Regions from separate parts of the Homo sapiens genome. Here region 1 is linked to region 2. Evidence: chromatin contacts called from ENCODE Hi-C or POLR2A ChIA-PET data. All regions are on one chromosome and are shown on one strand. Each heading gives the region's core, a stretch centred on a gene start or an enhancer-like site at or near the end of the contact. The rest is flanking DNA. Distances are from core to core; before and after follow the strand shown. Region 1 has its middle 16 kb from the start of LINC00628. Region 2 overlaps PLEKHA6 (pleckstrin homology domain containing A6).

Region 1 (5,920 bases), core at 2,634-5,133, 66 kb before region 2:
CTCAGTGGAAAGAGGACCCGGAGCAGATCACATTTTCTTTAGTTTTAATTTAATTTAATTATTTTTTTAGAGACGAGGTCTCAGTCTCACTCTGTCACCCCGGCCGGAGTGCAGTGGCATGATCATAACACTGCAGCCTCCAAATCCTGGGCTCAAGTGATCTTCCAGCCTCAACCTCCCAAGTAGCTGGGACTACAGTTGTGCACCACCATGCCCAGCTAATTTTAAAAATTCTTTTGTAAAAATGAGGTTCTACTTTGTTGCCCAGGCTGGTCTCAAACTCCTGGCTTCAAGTGATCCAACCCCCTTGGCCTCCAAAAATGCTGGAATTACAGGTGTTAGCCCCTATAGCCAGCAACATTTTATTTAAGAAAATAAAAGACTATGCCACTTCTTACTCCCCATCATATTCAAACTGTTACGCATATTTTGTTTAAAAGGTTGATTTATGCATTTGTTTCCCAGTAGACCATAAAGTCCAAAAGAACTGTATCTTAGGTTATAAAGGTGGGCCCAGTGCCTAGCATACAGCTTGGTTTTCTCATGAATTTGTTCATTCAATGTCTTTTACGAGTACAGTGAGAGGTCCTGTACTATGTGGTGAATATCCATTTACTCATCAAATATTTATTGAGCACTTACTGTGTGCCAGGGTCTGGGCCAAGTGCTGGGAACACAGATTTGAATAAGACTGGCTAGGTCTCTGCTCTCAAGGAGCTTACACCTTAAGTGGTGGAGTCAGAAAACAAAAATAAGATAACAAGAAGCCTTCAGGTAGTGATATATGCTGTAAAGACAATAGAAGAGAGTGATGTGATAGGGAGAGACTTGCAGGGTATCTTTGGATACAGTAGTTGGGGAAGGTATCACTGAGGAGGTGACCTTGATCTCAGGCCTGAGTGGTAGGGAGGAGTGGGTCATGAGGTGATCACGGGGGAGGCTGGGATGAAAGATGGCTTCGGTAAGCGGTAATAAATAAGGGGGAGAGAAATATGAGATGACGGTGGCTGGGCCAACAGGGGCCAGATCATGGGGAGACTACAGGAAAAAATTTGGATTTATTCTCTGTGTAATTGGAGGGCTTTAGCTGGTGAGATTGTGGGGTGCTACAATCATATTTTCTCTTTGCTATTGATCCTCTGGCTATTGTGTAAAAAATAAAAAATGTAGCAGGCCAAGCAAAGAGGAAGGGAGGCCAGATGAAGAGGCTGTTTGGATGGTCTACGTAGGACATGATGGAGGCTTGGACCAGGGGGCAGTGGAAGTGGAAAGGGGGAAGATTTGGGGTATATCTGGAAGGAGGTCAAATTGACTGGATGTGGAATGTGAGGAAAGAAATCTAGGGTGGCTCCTAAGTAGAATGACAAACCAACCCAGATTGCCTGAGACTGAGGGGTTTCCTGGGACATGGGATTTTCAGGGCTAAAACCAGGACAAGTCCCAGACAAACCAGGATAATTGGTCACATTACTTTTAGGTTTTTGGGCCAAACAATGGGGTGAGTAGCTGGTGCCATATACAGAGATAGAGACGACTCAGGGAGAACAGATTTCTAGAACAGAATTCTATTTTGGCCATGTTAAGTTTGAGATGCTGATTAAACATTCACACAGAGATGCAGTAGGCAAATGTATATACATATCTGAAGCCCAAGGAGGAGATTAGATTCAGATAGAAATCTGGGGGCCAGCAATATATAGATGGCATTGAAAACAATGGGGGAGATTACCTAGGGAGAGTATGTAAATAAAGTACAGAAAAGGGCCCAGGGTGGAGTTTGGATATGAAAATGTTGAGGCTAAACAGAGGAGGAGCAGTCATCCAAGGTATTAAAAAGGAACAGTCAGTGAAGTAGGAGGTAACCCAGGAGAACATGGTGTCATGGAAGCCTAGAGAAAAACGAGCTCCATGAAGGACAGAGTGGTCAACTATGTCTAATGCTGCTGAATAAAATGGAGAAAGAAAAGTAGATTAAAACACAGTCCCTGCTCCCAAGGAGTTTCAGTGTAGTGGGGTGATGGGAAAGTCAATTCCTATACAGCGATGAGTGCTCTAGCAGTGAGAAGCACAGGCTGCCCGGCAAGTACAGTGGGCTCCTTCCTGGGCTGCATTTGGAAGGAGAATTGGAAAACAGGATGTGGATGGAGAAGAGTTATTCAGGTCGAGGAAGCCACAGGCACAAAGGCACACTCAAGGAACTGTAGGGTTTCAGGATGGTCGGGGCACAGAGTAGTGAAACAAAAGGAGGCATGAAGTGCAGGGAGTGGGGACAGCCAGGGCTATCACATGAGACAGAGAGGTCACCTAGGATGGGAACTGAAAAGTGTTGGATTTAGCAGCTTGGACATAAGTGTCTATCTTTGCCAGAATAGTTTCTGCCATTTCAAGGAGTTATGGGGGACATAAGCCAGATTAGGAGTAACTGGGAAGCAGGGAGTAAGACACCCTGAGTGCACAGATCACTCATTTAAGAAACTTGAAGTGGAAGGAAGGAGTGTGGTAATGTGGCATCTGGGAGTGGGGTTGGGTTTTGTGAGTTGTTTTTTTTTTTTTCCTCTATGGTAGAAATCTTGAGCTTAGTTATAGGCTTGAGGGAAAGAACTAGAAGTGAGGGAGAGCTTGAAAATATAGAGGAGAGGAGATAATTGATGGAGTAAGAATTCTGAGAAGCTGGTGAGGGATGGGCATGTGTAGGGTTGGGAACATGTAAAGCTTAGCTTTGGATAGGAGGAAAGAGACAGATGGGTAGAAATATAGATAAGATTGTTAACAGTGGGCTTAGGAAGACTGAAGGGAAGGTGTTCTTTTCTGATTGCCTTTATTTTCTCTCAGAATAATGATGAGGTCTGCTGCTGAGAGCAGCTGTAGACCCAGCAAGAGGTATATGGAAGGCTAGAGAGTGAATTTACAGGGGTATCAACTTAATTCCTCCAGTGGCTGGATGTGATATTTTTCTGGGCAGGAGCAGAAAAGTGGACGGATTAATTCAGAGTGGCGTCTTGCAGTGTGGATGCAGCTGAGGACAAGTGGACAAGGATATTAGCAAGGATGAAGTGACAGGCTATGAGTTTGGACTGAAAAATGCAGGAAGTGGAATGAGGATTTGGTTGATAGATTAGGAGGAAATGTACTGAAGGAAGAAGGCAAGGAGCAGGTATAAAGAGAAGAAAGGAATCAGGGTATGAGAAGCACCAAAACTGTTTTCAGGAAGCAGGACATTAGAGTTTAAGTTTTCCAGGTTGGAGCAAATCTGAGTGGTGAGAAAGTCCAAGGTGAGGCCTTGGGTATGAGTAGGTTATTGGAGTGGAGGTGAATAGCCCTGGAGTTGAGGGTATCAAGGTATTGTAGGGTTAGGACACTGGATAGATAGTTCATTCACATTAGTGCTGAAATCACCCAGAATGAGAGGGAGATAGGGAAGAGAGAAGAAGCTGCTGAACCGGGAGCCAAGGTCCTTGATGAGTGGAGAGGACTGACCAGCAGGTTGGTGGGTGACAGAGACAAGAGAGGAAGAAGCTGATTGGCTGAAGGCAGAAACAGTTTTTACAGAGATGAAGGCATAATTGTGCCTTATAATTTTATTGAACTAAATTGAACCAAAGTGCTATGTTAGTCCCAGGAAATGCCAAAGTCTGCACCAGCTGCCATTTTCTAGAAAAACCCCAGGACACACATTAAAGTCAGCACTGAAAGAGCATTGCCTACCTAGAAAGAGCTCTCAAGTCAAGAAGAGACCCAGAGAAGAAATGTCAGCAGGTGGACTACAGACGGGGCCATTCCTCTGGGCTCCACCAGGCCCATATCTTGCCCTGACAATTTCAGTCCTCCCCTCTCCCTCTGGGGAACTGTCAGTGCCAGCTCTCTGCTCCATGACACATCCTGGCAGGAAAAGTCAGCCAGCCATCTTGGGCTGGCATCATTCCCAGGAGAAGCCAGAGCAGAGGCTTTGAGAGATGGAGCTGAAGGAAGCACATTTCAGCACACTTTTCTACGGAAGAGCAAGGGCTCATTAGCTAAAACGATCATCTTCCCAGGCCTGTTCTCAGACCAACTTAAAAATCACCTGGGCTGTCTCTCCACCCTTTCACCCAGGAGTACAAGTTGCTTCCTGCTCAGACAGAACCCACCCTAACCTCAGCCCTTCTGGAGCACAGGCACCACTCACACATTGCTTCTGCTTGTGAGTGATGTGAATACACACAAGGCACACTTCCAGGACGCCGCCGCCGCTTGTCCTCCTGTTTCATGGGCACTTGTTCTCCAGTCTCCTTTGCAGGTTCTTTCTTATTAACTTGACCTCTGACATTTGGAATGCCCCAGTTCTCAGCCCTTTATCTCTGTCTCCTCTCTCCCTACATTCATTTCCTTTGTGATCACAACCAGCCTCAGGGCTGTAATACGTTCTAATCACTGAAAAATACTAATGCATATCTCTACTCCTCAGTCTTCTATTAGGTTGGTGCAAATGTAATTGCGGTTTTTGCTATTGTTTTTAATGGCAAAAACCAAAATGACATTTGCACCAATCTAATAGTCTTATACATCCACTCACCTTGTTGGCATCTCTGCTTGGCTATCTCATAGGCATCTCCAACTTAACATGCTCAAAATTGAACTTTTGATTCCCCCAACTCCCTGCCACACCTGCTTTACCTGCAGCCTACCCTCATCTTAGTCTATCCTTCCAGCCACCCAGGCCAAATCCCTTGGAGTCATCCTGACTCCCCTTCCTCTAAGCCCAAATACAGTCTATCAGCAAATCCTGTCAGTTCTATCTCCAAAAGTTACCCAGAATCTTACTCTTTCTCACTGCTTCTCCCCTCTGACATCCTGAACCAAGCCATCTTCATGTCTTGCTTGGATTATTACAATAGCCTCCTAACTAGAATCTGCTTTGACCCTATTTCAAACAACAGCCAGAGCGATCCTCTAAATACATGAAGCCCTGAAGATCATGTCACTTCTGCACTCAAAACCAACCAACAATTTTCTGTCTCATTTTAGAATAAAAGCAAAACTCCTTACACTGGCTTGGAATGACCTGGCCTCCCTCTACCCTCCATCCTCATCTCCTCCTGTTCTCTTCTTCATTCACCTTGCTCCAGCCTTACTGGCCTCCTTGTCGCTTCTCACTTCAAGGGTGCTCCCACCCACAAGGTCTTTGTACTTACTATTTCCTCTGCCTAGAACATGCTTCCCCTGGTGTCCACACGATTTGCTGTCTCCTGTCCTTCAAGCCTTTGTGCAAATGTCATTCTTCTCACTGAGGCCCTTCCTCACTACCCTATGTAAAATATTCACAATATAAGACAGGAGCGCCCTCTGTGCTCCTTCTGTTCCCTTTACTCTCTCCATTTCTTTCTAGACTTATCTTCTGAGACCACATGCTTATTAAATGTGAACTCCTTGAGAGGAGGGACATTCTGTCCTTGCCCACAGAGGGTATCAATAAATATCTGTGGAACCAATGCAATTCAATATACCTGGTTTTGGGGAAACCTCAGAATTCTGCCATCCTCTGGATGCCAGCACTAGAATGGCAGTTTTTATAATGAAACCCTTCTCTTTCAAGTCCTTACAGAGGTATGACTTTAATTAAGCAACTAGTCTGTCTGGACCCTTGCATATTTACACAGCCATATCTCGAATGCCAGCAGAGATAGCTGTTGCCTTCCTTTCCTTTGCTTCCTAGTTCTTGGAAGAAAATCAACAGTGGCTAGTGACCTTGCCTGCAGGTGAGCATAACTATTAAACACCAGCCCTCAACGCAGATTGCTGTTGTGGCTATTCTTTTATAGAGCAAAGGAATCTGTTATAATCTTCTTGTAACTATGTGAGTCTCTTGGCCAAATATGTTTAAATGATGTAGCAAATGTCTCAATGTGAACTTTCTACTGGTCAGGTTTTCAGGAGATTTGAG
Region 2 (5,433 bases), core at 485-2,984:
GTACCAGACTTGGCTTCAGAACATGTTTTTCAAAAGAGATCAGGCAGGCTTTGCAGAATGTAATGGCATTATTCTGGGTTTTTTGGGGGAAGGCTAAGAACCCCTCTCTCCCACTCCCCATTCTACACACACATACCCTAGAGATCGAGCTCCAAGAGTGCTGCAGGCCAGCCCAGTGTGCTGTGCGTACAGGAGGTCTCCACAGAGCACGTGGAGGGAGCAGTTGATGTATGAGCAATAGCCATGTGGGGAGAGATAGGGGACCCAGAACTTTCCAGAAAAGAAGGAGGAGCTGTGGGGCCCCACATGGGCTCAGCATAAACAGGGCTGACCGAAAGTTTCCCTATCTCTTTGCCCCAGGGAAATTCCAGAGAGAAGCCAAGTTGCTAAGTTATGGTTTCTAGTTGTTTCCCTGAGTCATGCAGGCACCAAGCCTTCTCAGAGCCCCTTCCTATAGAAGCCACTGCTCCTTCCCACCCACAGTCTCCTGGGGAGCTGAGCTGCGAGTATGGTGAATCCAGATGGAGGGCATGGCTCCTTCCTCAGGGCCCTGCTGGCACCAGCTCCCCACCTAAGAAGCACCCCCCATGCTCACCCCTACCTCGAGGGTTGGGAGTCAAGTGGAGGGGTCTACCCAGTGTACATTGCATGCCACCATCCTCCTAAATCCACTTCCATCACCCAAGACAGCACCGAGCCTCCATTAAATAGGTGGACATGGAGGCATGAAGGGGTGGTGGAGCATAGCATTCCCCCAGGGAAGAGGCAGCTGGTTCTTTGTTCCCTTCCTTATGGTGGGAAAGGAGAGAATAAGGATGATGGGGCAGCAGTGTCTTAAGTCTTGTGGCTTCCTGGCCCCTTGGTGGCTGAAAGGCCACTCTGCTACTAGTGCTCTCTAGTGATATCCCAGATGGACTCTAGTAGGGCAGCCTGTTCCACTCGTCCCTGTTAGAATTAGACCCGCAGAGGGTGGTGTACCATGATTCCATTGAACTGGTTTGAGATGACCATGAGCTCCTGGTACCCACTCACCCACTCTTCCTCCCTCCCTCCTCATCCCTGCCCGCCCTGTCCCTTTCTCCCTTCTCTCTTTCCTCCCTCTGTATGTCTCCCTTCTGTCCTCCCTTTCCTCCCTTTCTTCCCCAAATATTTATTGAGAAATGTTTATATGCCAGATACCAGGAATGCAAAGATGAGTAAGACACGGCCACTGCCCTCAAGGAACTCAGAGTGCTGTGGGGGAGGCAGACATGTAAACAAATGACTGCAATGCAGGACAACAGGCGTGACTCAGAAATACCTGCTTCTGACTTACAGACAAAGCGCACAGGAGGGAGGGACCACTCCTGTTGGGTGGGGACAGGGGATGTATGGGGACTAGAAGTGCCTACTAGCTCTAAAAGAAGCCCGCCTTAATGGGATCCTCCCTCGCTTATGTTCACACAGTTGTGACAATGAGTAAGTCTCTTAATGTCTCTTGATCTCAATTTCCTCAGTTTTTAAAAAAATAATGTATGTTTGGGGCTTATCACAGAATGAAAAGATATGAAAAGTCATGGGTTGTACCCAGTATGAGGAGATAGTTAGCCAGCTCTCATTTGTAAGGACAGTGAATAGGACACGGAATTTTGGAGGAAACAGTCTATAAGACTGACAGCCTGCTCCTCCTCCTGCTCCCAGTGTTATGAAATGTTCCATAGCACAGGAAAGGACTGTGGGCGCCTCACGGGGAAAGGAGAGTGATTCCACAGTTACAGCCCACTCCCGTCTTCTTTCTCCTCTTTCCTTCCCACCAGAAGTGTCCACTGGGTTGATGTGGCACAGGGTCAGTTCTAGAGATGAACCGAGTACCTTGTTTTTGGGGGACTTTGCATAGTTATCAAGATGGGAAGGAAGCAAGGGCAGACTGGGAGAGCTAGGGACCACAGGAACTTGGAGATGGAGATTACCTGATTTTCTGTTCTCCCATTTACTGGACCGGAAACCTTCCCTCTCTGCACTGCGGGCTCACTCATAGAGTGGCCTCTGGCAAGTCAGAGAATATTCCCCTCCTAACATCTCTGGACCATGGAGAAAATGAAACGAGACGTGCTCAGAAACAACCCGAGTCTTCCAGAATAAAGGGTATGGGAGAGATGTAATGTCATCTGGTCAGGTTTGTACTGTTCAAATTAAACGAGTACTTAATGCATTATATGCTATGAGCCTGTTAACCAAGTTTATTATCGCCAGCTATTGTAGTAGAAAGCTCTGGACTTTATATTGTGACCCTGGAGTTATTGTTTCCTGAATTCAAGCCACTTGAAAATTAAATTGCTTGAGGCGAGTGCCTATGAGGCCACACTTATGGAGCCACTTCTGTCACAGACAAGGCCACCTCCTCAGTGGCCAAAACTTCCGAGGGCCGGCCTTCCCCTGCTATGCAAGAAGTTGGCTGCAAAGTGAAACAGACGCTGTAGTCCAGTGGTTCCAAGTCCAGACTTGGGAAGCAGAGTTCAAATCCAGGCCCTGCTACTTCTTAGCTGTGTGGCAACTTAACTTCTCTCTGGTTCAGTTTCCTCACTTGTACAGCAGGGGTAATAATAGTACCTACCCTGCTGAATTGCATGTGGAGTAAATGAGCCAATTTGAAGCCCTTGGCCCTGTGCTCTCGGATCCTCTACACGCTCTGTCCAGCCACTGCTCCTCCAGTGACCTCTGTCTCCTTCTCTAAAGCCAGGACAGACACCTGTGAAATCTCCTGGGCACTGGGAATTGGACTCCAAGAACAGATTGTCTTTGGAGAGACACTTCTTAGCTTCTCCCACATAGTGACTTTCAGTTTTTTCCCCACCCTACAGAAGGATATTTACCTTGTAAGCAAAGATATTCATGCACGCACGTGTACACACACATGCACTCATGTGTGTATAAGTGTATGAAATAACACTTTTATATAGCACTTGTGTAAAGTACTTTTCCAAATGCTCCATGAATATGGACTAATACAGTCCTCACAATAATGATATGAGGTGGATACTGTTATTGTCCTCCTTTTAAAATGAAGAAATGGAAGCATAGAAAGATTAAGTGGCTGAGTCAGGATTCTCATATTGTGTGTGTGTGTTTTAACAAAAGTATCCCAAAATAATATTTATTCTTACCAAGTGCAGTATACACTACGTTCTATTCTGTTCCATTAAATTTTTAAAAAATGCATTTCTCCCATGTGCCAATTTGGATTATGTTTTACTAATTTGAGTTCCCAACCCACCGATGATTCCAAAGCCACAGTTTGAAAGACACTATCTGTAAGACAGGGTAGTTAGAGGAAAACTTCTGAGGAAAAAGAAATGGCAGACTTCCTCCGTGTGGCTTGTGTTCAAAGGTGGGTGGAGATCTAGCCGGGAGTGTTGGTGGGGCTCTGAGATGGATGAGAAGGTGCCTCCTGTTCCTAGATGTGAGGTTCTAAAGAAAATAGGCCCAGACCCTCAGAGCCGGCTGAGGAGGTGAAGGCTACAGGTGGGGCCGAGCTTGCATTCCTGGTTGGGCAGATTCTGCTGATAAACTCTCCGAAGAGGCCTGGCTGCTGGAACAACATCGCTGATTGTTATCTTATCTCTTCCCAGACTCAAATCAGGAAAGGCTTTCCAAACTGGAGCCCCTGCCTGGAGCTAGGACCCAGGGCTGCTAGCTGTCCCTGAGGGCCTCTTTAGGCCTGGATTGGTATTCTATCAGCAGTACCCTATGCTTAACTCTTTGGTTTAACTTTCTGAGACATTTTTATATTTACCAAGTTATTTTATGCTCAGAAGAGCTGAATTTGGTGAGCACAGGTTCCATTCCATTCTACAGGTGGGGAAAAGAGGCTGAGAGATGCTCAGTGATTTGGTCCAGGCTGGAGGAGACTGGAAGGTACCTCCAGATGTCCAGTTCTGGTTATTTCAGCTGCAGATGGCACGGTAGATTATGTGATTGGCCTTGGAGGTGTTTAAGGAGTGGATACGAGGAGGCCGCTTTATCTGTCTGGGGTTCATCATTTGGCTTCTCCGTTCTTCAGCCCTAGTTGCGCCTGGTAAAATACCAGTAGGGTGATTGAGTCCCACCCTGGGATATCCTAACGCAGATGCCAAAGGAAAGAGGAATGAGCTGACATCTTTATTGATTTCCCTAGTGGGGAATGGGTTCAAATAGGTAAGTTTGATACCTGTATTGAGCTCTCCAGTGGAGAATGGGCTTAAATTCCAGTTGGCCAGATAAAAGTTAAATCAAAGACTGGGAGGCCAGAAAAGATGGGAAACCGAGGGAAACTGTGACCTTTTAGAAGGACCTCCATCTCTCTGGAATGAGTTAGCCAAGTCACCGTGCCAATGAGTGGGGAGGCAGGGCAAACTCAGCTCCGGAGGCTCTGCCAGCTCTGGGTGGTGCTGAGTGAACCCTACCCCCACATATCCTGCAAAGGCACTGGGAACAAGGGGTTGGGTACCCCTGGACTCACCCATTGAAAGCATTTCTCCCGTGTCCCTATTCTGAGCGGCCTGCAGCTGTCTTTCCCGGCAGCTGTCTCCCTGAGCCTACTTGGGTTTCTTGTGGGCACAGGGAGTGCTCCAACACCCACTCTCCACATCCTGTATCGAGAAAGTCAGGTTCTTACCCAACCAGGGCCTCTCCTCCCCTTGTCAGTCCCGATGTTTCTTTTAATAGTTTAAAAAGTTAGAAAAATATTTTTCAGAGCTTTAGTTGCTCCTGAGAAATTCTAGCTTCCTCCCACTGGGAGTGAGCCTTCAAAGATCATTTATCCATTGATCAACGAGAAAATATTTATTGAGCGGGAGCCACCTCGCGCATTGCATTACATGCATCGTGGGACTCCACAGTCTGGCCCCCAAATACCCGTCCAGCTTCATTTAGTTATGAGGAATAAGCAAGCTTATAAATAGGAAGCATTCCCACAGTGTCCATAGTAAACACACAGTAAATGTTTATAGAATTATCGTTACTTCCCAACACGAACCTTTACCTAGTCCAGGTACCCCAGTAATCTCCCGTCTCCTTAATGTGACTCCCTCTAAAACGCCCAGCCTCCTCCTCTCATGCTGTCGTCTCCATGCTGTGGCCTCCCCTGGGCATCTCCCCGGCTCCCCACTCACGCTGCCCTCATCCCAGGCTGCCTGTCACGGGAGGATGGTTTTGTTGGTTTGCTTTTATCTGTATCCACTCTCTAGATTAGGGTTTCCTTGAAGGTGGGGACCACATCTCTGCTCAGTCTCTAGCACTGTCATGCTCAGGACATTTCTAGGGAATGACTGGCTAACATATGCCTACAACTTCACGGCGGAGGGGGTTTTCTGTGGGCTGGGGGTGTTTAACTGAAGCTTTCTGGAAGAGGTGGCATTTGAGCTCAGCCCTAACACGGTGTCCACCTGCCTTCCCCTGGGAGATTTGGATTTAACA

What was found. A loop is a pair of places that touch in the nucleus more often than their neighbours do. ChIA-PET counts read pairs that join two places held with the same protein, here RNA polymerase II (POLR2A). Pooled maps may share reads with other maps.
Region 1: a map of chondrocyte shows a loop between it and region 2 (3-fold over the local background). The contact joins two enhancer-like sites. A Hi-C loop is called at or near these places in 1 of 168 maps with a recorded cell type or tissue (chondrocyte) and 1 of 50 pooled maps. POLR2A ChIA-PET finds 5 or more read pairs at or near these places in 8 of 52 experiments (A673, BJ, GM12878 and 4 more).

What each region holds. Positions count from the first base shown.
Region 1 is chr1:204,383,099-204,389,018 of GRCh38, reverse strand. No RefSeq gene overlaps it. Among named protein-coding and RNA genes, the nearest start is that of LINC00628, 16 kb to the right of the region's middle. Within about 2 kb of position 3,883, at least 6 of the 41 ENCODE cell types and tissues checked have a DNase peak (open chromatin) inside an H3K27ac peak, as active enhancers do.
Region 2 is chr1:204,315,488-204,320,920 of GRCh38, reverse strand. The region is part of intron 1 of PLEKHA6 (pleckstrin homology domain containing A6); the gene reads left to right. Among named protein-coding and RNA genes, the nearest start is that of PLEKHA6, 42 kb to the left of the region's middle. Within about 2 kb of position 1,734, at least 12 of the 41 ENCODE cell types and tissues checked have a DNase peak (open chromatin) inside an H3K27ac peak, as active enhancers do.